Regions from separate parts of the Homo sapiens genome. Here region 1 is linked to region 2. Evidence: chromatin loops called from intact Hi-C (ENCODE). Cell type or tissue: HCT116. All regions are shown on one strand. Links, peaks and the distances in the headings refer to the core of each region. The heading gives the core; the rest is flanking DNA. Region 1 has its middle 12 kb from the start of TRD-GTC2-8. Region 2 overlaps ELK3 (ETS transcription factor ELK3).

The links. Peaks named below come from ENCODE experiments on the same cell type or tissue, not always from the same donor. Only the 100,000 strongest peaks of a DNase experiment are listed, where the experiment ranks them.
Region 1: it touches region 2 in a loop (2.8-fold over the local background); 10 of 110 quality-filtered maps call a loop at or near these places.

The regions. Positions count from the first base shown.
Region 1 is chr12:96,046,226-96,049,041 of GRCh38, forward strand. No RefSeq gene overlaps it. Among named protein-coding and RNA genes, the nearest start is that of TRD-GTC2-8, 12 kb to the left of the region's middle. RefSeq lists an enhancer at 863-2,062. In HCT116, for the core only: no CTCF peak of the experiment used is centred there; a DNase peak (open chromatin) is centred at 1,546; H3K4me3 peaks cover 1,774 bases; H3K27ac peaks cover 2,500 bases.
Region 2 is chr12:96,197,620-96,200,435 of GRCh38, forward strand. All of the region lies in intron 1 of ELK3 (ETS transcription factor ELK3), which reads left to right. Among named protein-coding and RNA genes, the nearest start is that of ELK3, 4.7 kb to the left of the region's middle. In HCT116, for the core only: no CTCF peak of the experiment used is centred there; DNase peaks (open chromatin) are centred at 532 and 1,442; H3K4me3 peaks cover 1,881 bases; H3K27ac peaks cover 2,182 bases.

The DNA.
Region 1 (2,816 bases), core at 201-2,700, 150 kb before region 2:
ACTCTGTCTCAAAAAAAAAAAAAAAAATGCAGATATCAGGCCTGCCCTGACCTACTGGATCAGAATCCACATTTTATTCAGATCCCCAGGAGATCTGTGTGCATTTTAAATGAGATCACTGCCTTAGAGGCTCAAGAAATACTTTTGGCATTGGAGAAAATTCAGTCCAAGTGTTAATCAAACATGTCAGGACTCCTTCTCTTAGGGTCCACTGCCCTTGACCGCCATATCAGTACTCTCTTAATACCCTAGTGTTATCCTCAACAAAGCATTTACCACACTGCATCATTGTCAGTTTACTTGTCAGCCTTCCCTACTACATGGTGGGTCTTTAAGACCCTGATTGTATATTCTCCCTCTCAGCACATGTCTGTTGTATGAATGAACAAATGTATAAATGAGCGAATGAGATTTCACATGAGGTTCCAGGCAAACTTTTATTCAGTGTTTCACTCTGTGTTGACTTTGCAGCAAAGAAAAAGCCACCTTCTGCACTTGCCCTTGTCCTCTGATGTCACCAGGCAATGTTTGTTTGTGATACAGAATGCCCTTGCCAGCCCACCCCCCCACTAATTGTAAACACTTTTAAAAACATTGTTATTGAAGCATACTATCCATTCATAAAAATGCACATATTGTAAGTGTATAGCTCACTGAACTTTATAAACTGAGCATGCCAGTGCAATCAGCACCCAGATCAGAGACAGAACATTACCACCACTGCACTGTTGCCTCCCTTAAGTTCCGTTTCAGTCTCTATAAATCCTGCTTCCTAGGGGTAACCACTGCCTGACTTCCAATAGCATATTACCTTGACCTGTTCGGCTATTTATCTTTCCTTTGCATAAACAGACACATACAGTATATTCTGTCATGCCTGGCTCCTTGGCTCAACATTCCTTTTGCAAGATTTCTCCATAATGTTGTGTGTACATCTAGGCTGTGCACACTCACTGCTGTACAGTGTTCCATGTGTGGATATACCATGATTTACTTATCCTTTCAACCGTGGATAGACATGTGGGTGATTTCCAGTTCTGAGTTATTATTATGAATGGTGCTGCTATGGATATTCTGGTACGTGTCTTTCGGTGAACACATTGTAGCCAGGTTTTGACATGCTGCTTTGAAGTTTAGACAGTTGCACCCTGCCAGGAGATTTCCTTTAAGACCCCTGCACCAGGCCAGAAACATTCACTGCATTGCAGCAACCTGATTCTGTAGTTGTTGACACAAATCCAACACCCTTCTCCCTACCCCAGCTTGGGTAGGGGTTAAAAGTAGATGAAGTAGGGAGGGAAGCTGTTTTCAAGTTACAAGAAAAAGTTCTTTACAACTGCTGGCCTTGTTCATACTTTATTTTCCTCTCACTCACTTCCGTTTCTTTTCCAGGTAAGCCTGATTGCAAGCTTCATTGTACCTGTTTCTTTCTGACTCAGATTCCAGCTCAGCTTACATTTTTCCCACTAAGTAGGCAGTGATATTTCATCACAGCAGGTACTTACACCTTTTGTTCTGATGACTTAAAGCACAAGTAGGTTTTGATAAGTGCTTGCAGGGTTTCATTTTCAAAAGTCCTATTTCTGTGTCATATTTGTTGGCTTTGAGCCCAGTTTCTCTTGCTCTGCCAACAGAGCAGGTTATGCCTATTTGCTCATGGAAATAACATTTTCATGAGCAAAGGCTAACCCCAAATGCTTTCCTCCTAAACGTTCTTCTCATCTACAAATCCATGTTTGAGGAACTATTATTTTGTCATTTCTTACAAAAGGTTTTTATTTGAAATTCAGAGTTGAGTAAACCCATGGAAGAGACTCACATGGTTGACTCACTCTCTGCCCTCTCCTGCACATGTGTCTCAGGATTTCTTAAACCCAGCCGAGCACTTCCGCAAACCTCCCAGACCTGACCTCCTCCTCCCTTCCAAGCTGCTCCCCTTGGCTTCCAAAGCAGCCCCCTTCTCCTTTCTTCCTCACACACACACTGCACCCCACTCAGCTCTATCCAACCAATGCACGGTCCTGGAAGGCCCTCCATACCCACTTCTCTCACCTCTGCTCAACTGCCCCCTTTCGCCATAGATATATTCCCAGTGTATTTTTCTCTCTTTTGGTTATTAATTCTTCTGAACATGAACTTCACATACCTATGTATGTATGTATGTATGTGTATGTATATACACATACATATATACATGCAGTTAATCCTCATTATTCATGGATTTGGTGTTTACAAGTTTGCCTACTTGCCAAAATTTATTTGTTATTCCAAAATCAATATTTACAGAGCTTTTGTGGTCACTCTTGGACACACTCAGAGCTGTGAGAAATTTGAGTCTCCGGAGGCACACAGTCTCAACTGAGGTTAAACAAAGTGACCCTCTGCCTTCCTGCTTCTGCGCTTATACTGTAAACAAGTGTCCTTTTTGCAGTCTAATGTCACCTTGTTTACACATTTTTGTGCTTTTCGTTGGTGATTTTGCAGTTTAAAATATTCCCCAAGTGGGTGCTGAAGTGCTGTCCAGGGTTAAGCGCAAGAAGGCTGCGATGTGTTTAGGGACAAAGTGTGTGTGTTAGATAAGCTGCATCAAGCATGAGTTACAGTGCTGTTGGCTGTGATTTCAATGTTAATGAATCAACTATATATTACAAAAGTGTCTTGAAACAGAAAAACATATACAATGAGATTTTGTATTGATTGATGAAAATGTGAACAGAGGCTCTCAGGAACCTACTATATTTCCCCTGGGAGCAAAGGTTCAGGATTCACTAATGCAATGTTTATGAACTTTCTAAGATATAATTACTGCAAATCAT
Region 2 (2,816 bases), core at 45-2,544:
TTAGGCCATCCATCTCTGAAACTCTGCAAGTATAGCATCTTCATGCACTTGGTACCAATGCTGTTGAGACCAGAATGGCAGTAGTCCAGATAGGGGAGAGCAGTGATTTGCCAGCTCCATTTGAGTTTTGAAGTTAACCTAAACATTTATTAAAGACCTCCTCTTTTTCTTATATAAAAAATTAAATAAGTCAAAAGTGCTAATATACAGTACATGTAACTCTGAGGTCATATATTAAAATTTATATTTGTAATAACTTTTTGGAACTTGAATCTTTTCCTGAAATTGGTTTTAAAGGACTTCCAGGCAGTGTATGTAAATTAAAATATTCCCTTCTTAGCTGTCAGATATTGGATTTTGTGTGTTCTGTGGGACCCAATTATATTTATATATCTATCTGATTCAGAAGACCAGTATGGTGCTGTGAAATGTTGCAAAACATGACCTGATGACAACCCAAAACACTTCATAGAAAACTATCCAAGAATGTGACTTCCTGGAGTAGAGTCTTTTTTCACTGAGGGTGAGTTGCTGCTTACTAATCGTTAGTTTTGTTGCCTTCCAATTCTAAGGAATGACTCAGTCATCTCCATGTTTCCCAGACCTGGACTTCCTCATGAAACTTTATTTTTTTAATTGTTTATGTTGCCAGGGCTGGCCTTGCACTCCTGGGCTCAAGTGATGCTCCCACCTCAGCCTCCGCAGTAGCTGGGGTTACAGGTGTGAACCTCTGTACCAGCTGTCTCATTAAAGTTTAAAAGAAATGGGCTGTCTGTCCATTCTGGCTTTGTTCTGGCTGTAGAGCCCAGATGACTGTCTTCTGACCCTTTCCTAAGGTTCTGTACATAAATACGCAGATGAGAGGGGAAGGGGACTCCATTTTTGTTAGATTTTCTTGTATGTTTCAGGCAAAAGTTTTTTATGTCCTGGTTATCTTTAATTCCTCTTTGCCTGTATAGATCGACTTATAACACACTTTGAGACCATGCTAGCAGAATAGTATCTTCTAAAGGTTGGTTGTTTTTTTTCCTATTGTAAAAAATATTAATGTGAATTGCCTTACAAAGATACAGAAAACTGCTATAAAAAAATAGACATCTCCCATAATTCCACTGTTTACCTTTTGATGTGTAATTGTTCAGTTTTTTAAAAAAATGCATATGTGTGTCTATGTATATCCACACATGCACATACCATTTTTAATTGAAAGCACACTGTACTTACTGTTTTATAACTTTTTTCACTTAACATGTAACACATTTTAATAATTAGTACCGAGACCGAAATTATCACATAGAGCTTCTATTTATTGATCTAATAAATGTGTTGGCTCAACCATGGATTGACATAATTTCTTCATAGACTTGTTCAGTGTTTTTTGTCCTCTGTGGTTCAAGTAATGTTCTAAGAATGCTGCCCTCTTGAAAGACTGAGTTCCTATGTGCTGTGAAATTTTGGATTTTGATGAGTTTCTCTGTGATTTAAGGATGAGTCATGATTTGCAGTAGAATATCAAGATGTAGTAACAGGAAGTACAGGGCACTACACATGAAAATAGAATGTTAAATGATGAAGAGAAACCAGGTTAAACTGAAAATATACCTTGAAATTATCCAACTATGAAGGGAGAGGAAGGTGTGTTTTGTACATTTTAACAACTCCTATTACTGTTTCATTTTCTATCAGTGGAGTTTCCAAACTTTGAAGTTGGTGTTTTAAATTGATTTTTAGCTCAAGATTGCTGTTGTTCATAGCCACTTTGAATTGAGGTCATTCAGCCTTTTGATTGAAACCATGGCAGTGAGACCATGAAAACTCTAGTTTTGCCACTTATAGAGCAGCCCCAGTAAATAAAATTAGCTGTGTGTGTGTGTGTGTGTGTGTGTGTGTGTGTGACCTTCTGTGAAATTCTAAATGTCTTCAAAAATGGTAGATTACTCAGTCTTTTAAATAACTATTCTGTGCAGAAATTCAACTCCCCATGGTTCCTGCCTGAAACCAAAATAAAAATTGCCTTTCATCCATTACTGGAGATTTACATATATGTCAGCAGTTTTAAAGTAAACTTTGAACTAGTCATTTCAATAAATTGTGATTTGGTTTGAATTCCCACTAGGAATAAAGTCATTGACTACTTTATTGCTATGTATTAATTTACATTTCCTGGAAAGTACTACTTTTTTCTAAGAATTAAATAAGATTATAACATGGCTTTACTTGTATATTTTTAAAGAAATTTAGACAATGTTATATTAGTGTATTCTAATTTGAATTAGACTGAAATGAATTTACTCACACACTCTAAAACAAGGATCTATTTATGACACATAGTGTCATAAATATGCTTAAAGTTTCTATAGCTAAGAACAATTTCTGAATATCCATGTGTAATATGGGAGTGATGGGATAGGTATAAAACACTTATCTAGATACCTTCTCTTTTTATTTTTTAAATTGATATAAATGTACATATTTATGGGGTACATAGTGATTTTTTACATATATATCATGTATAGTAATTAGATCGAGGTAATTAGATCCATCATCTCAAATGTTTATGATTTATTTGTGTTGGGAACATCCATTATCTTCCTTCTAGTTAATTGAAACTATATAGTATTATAGGCATCCTGCAGTGCTATAGAACACGAGAACTTACTCCTCCTGTTGGAGACCTTCTCTTAAGACTGATGAAGCTAGGGCTCCTGTACTCCAAGCAATAGAGTAAAGAAAACGAGGCTCTTGGTATCTTCCCCTCTCTCTTTTTTTTAAGTTGAGGTATGATTTACATATATTAAAATGCGCAGATCTTAAGT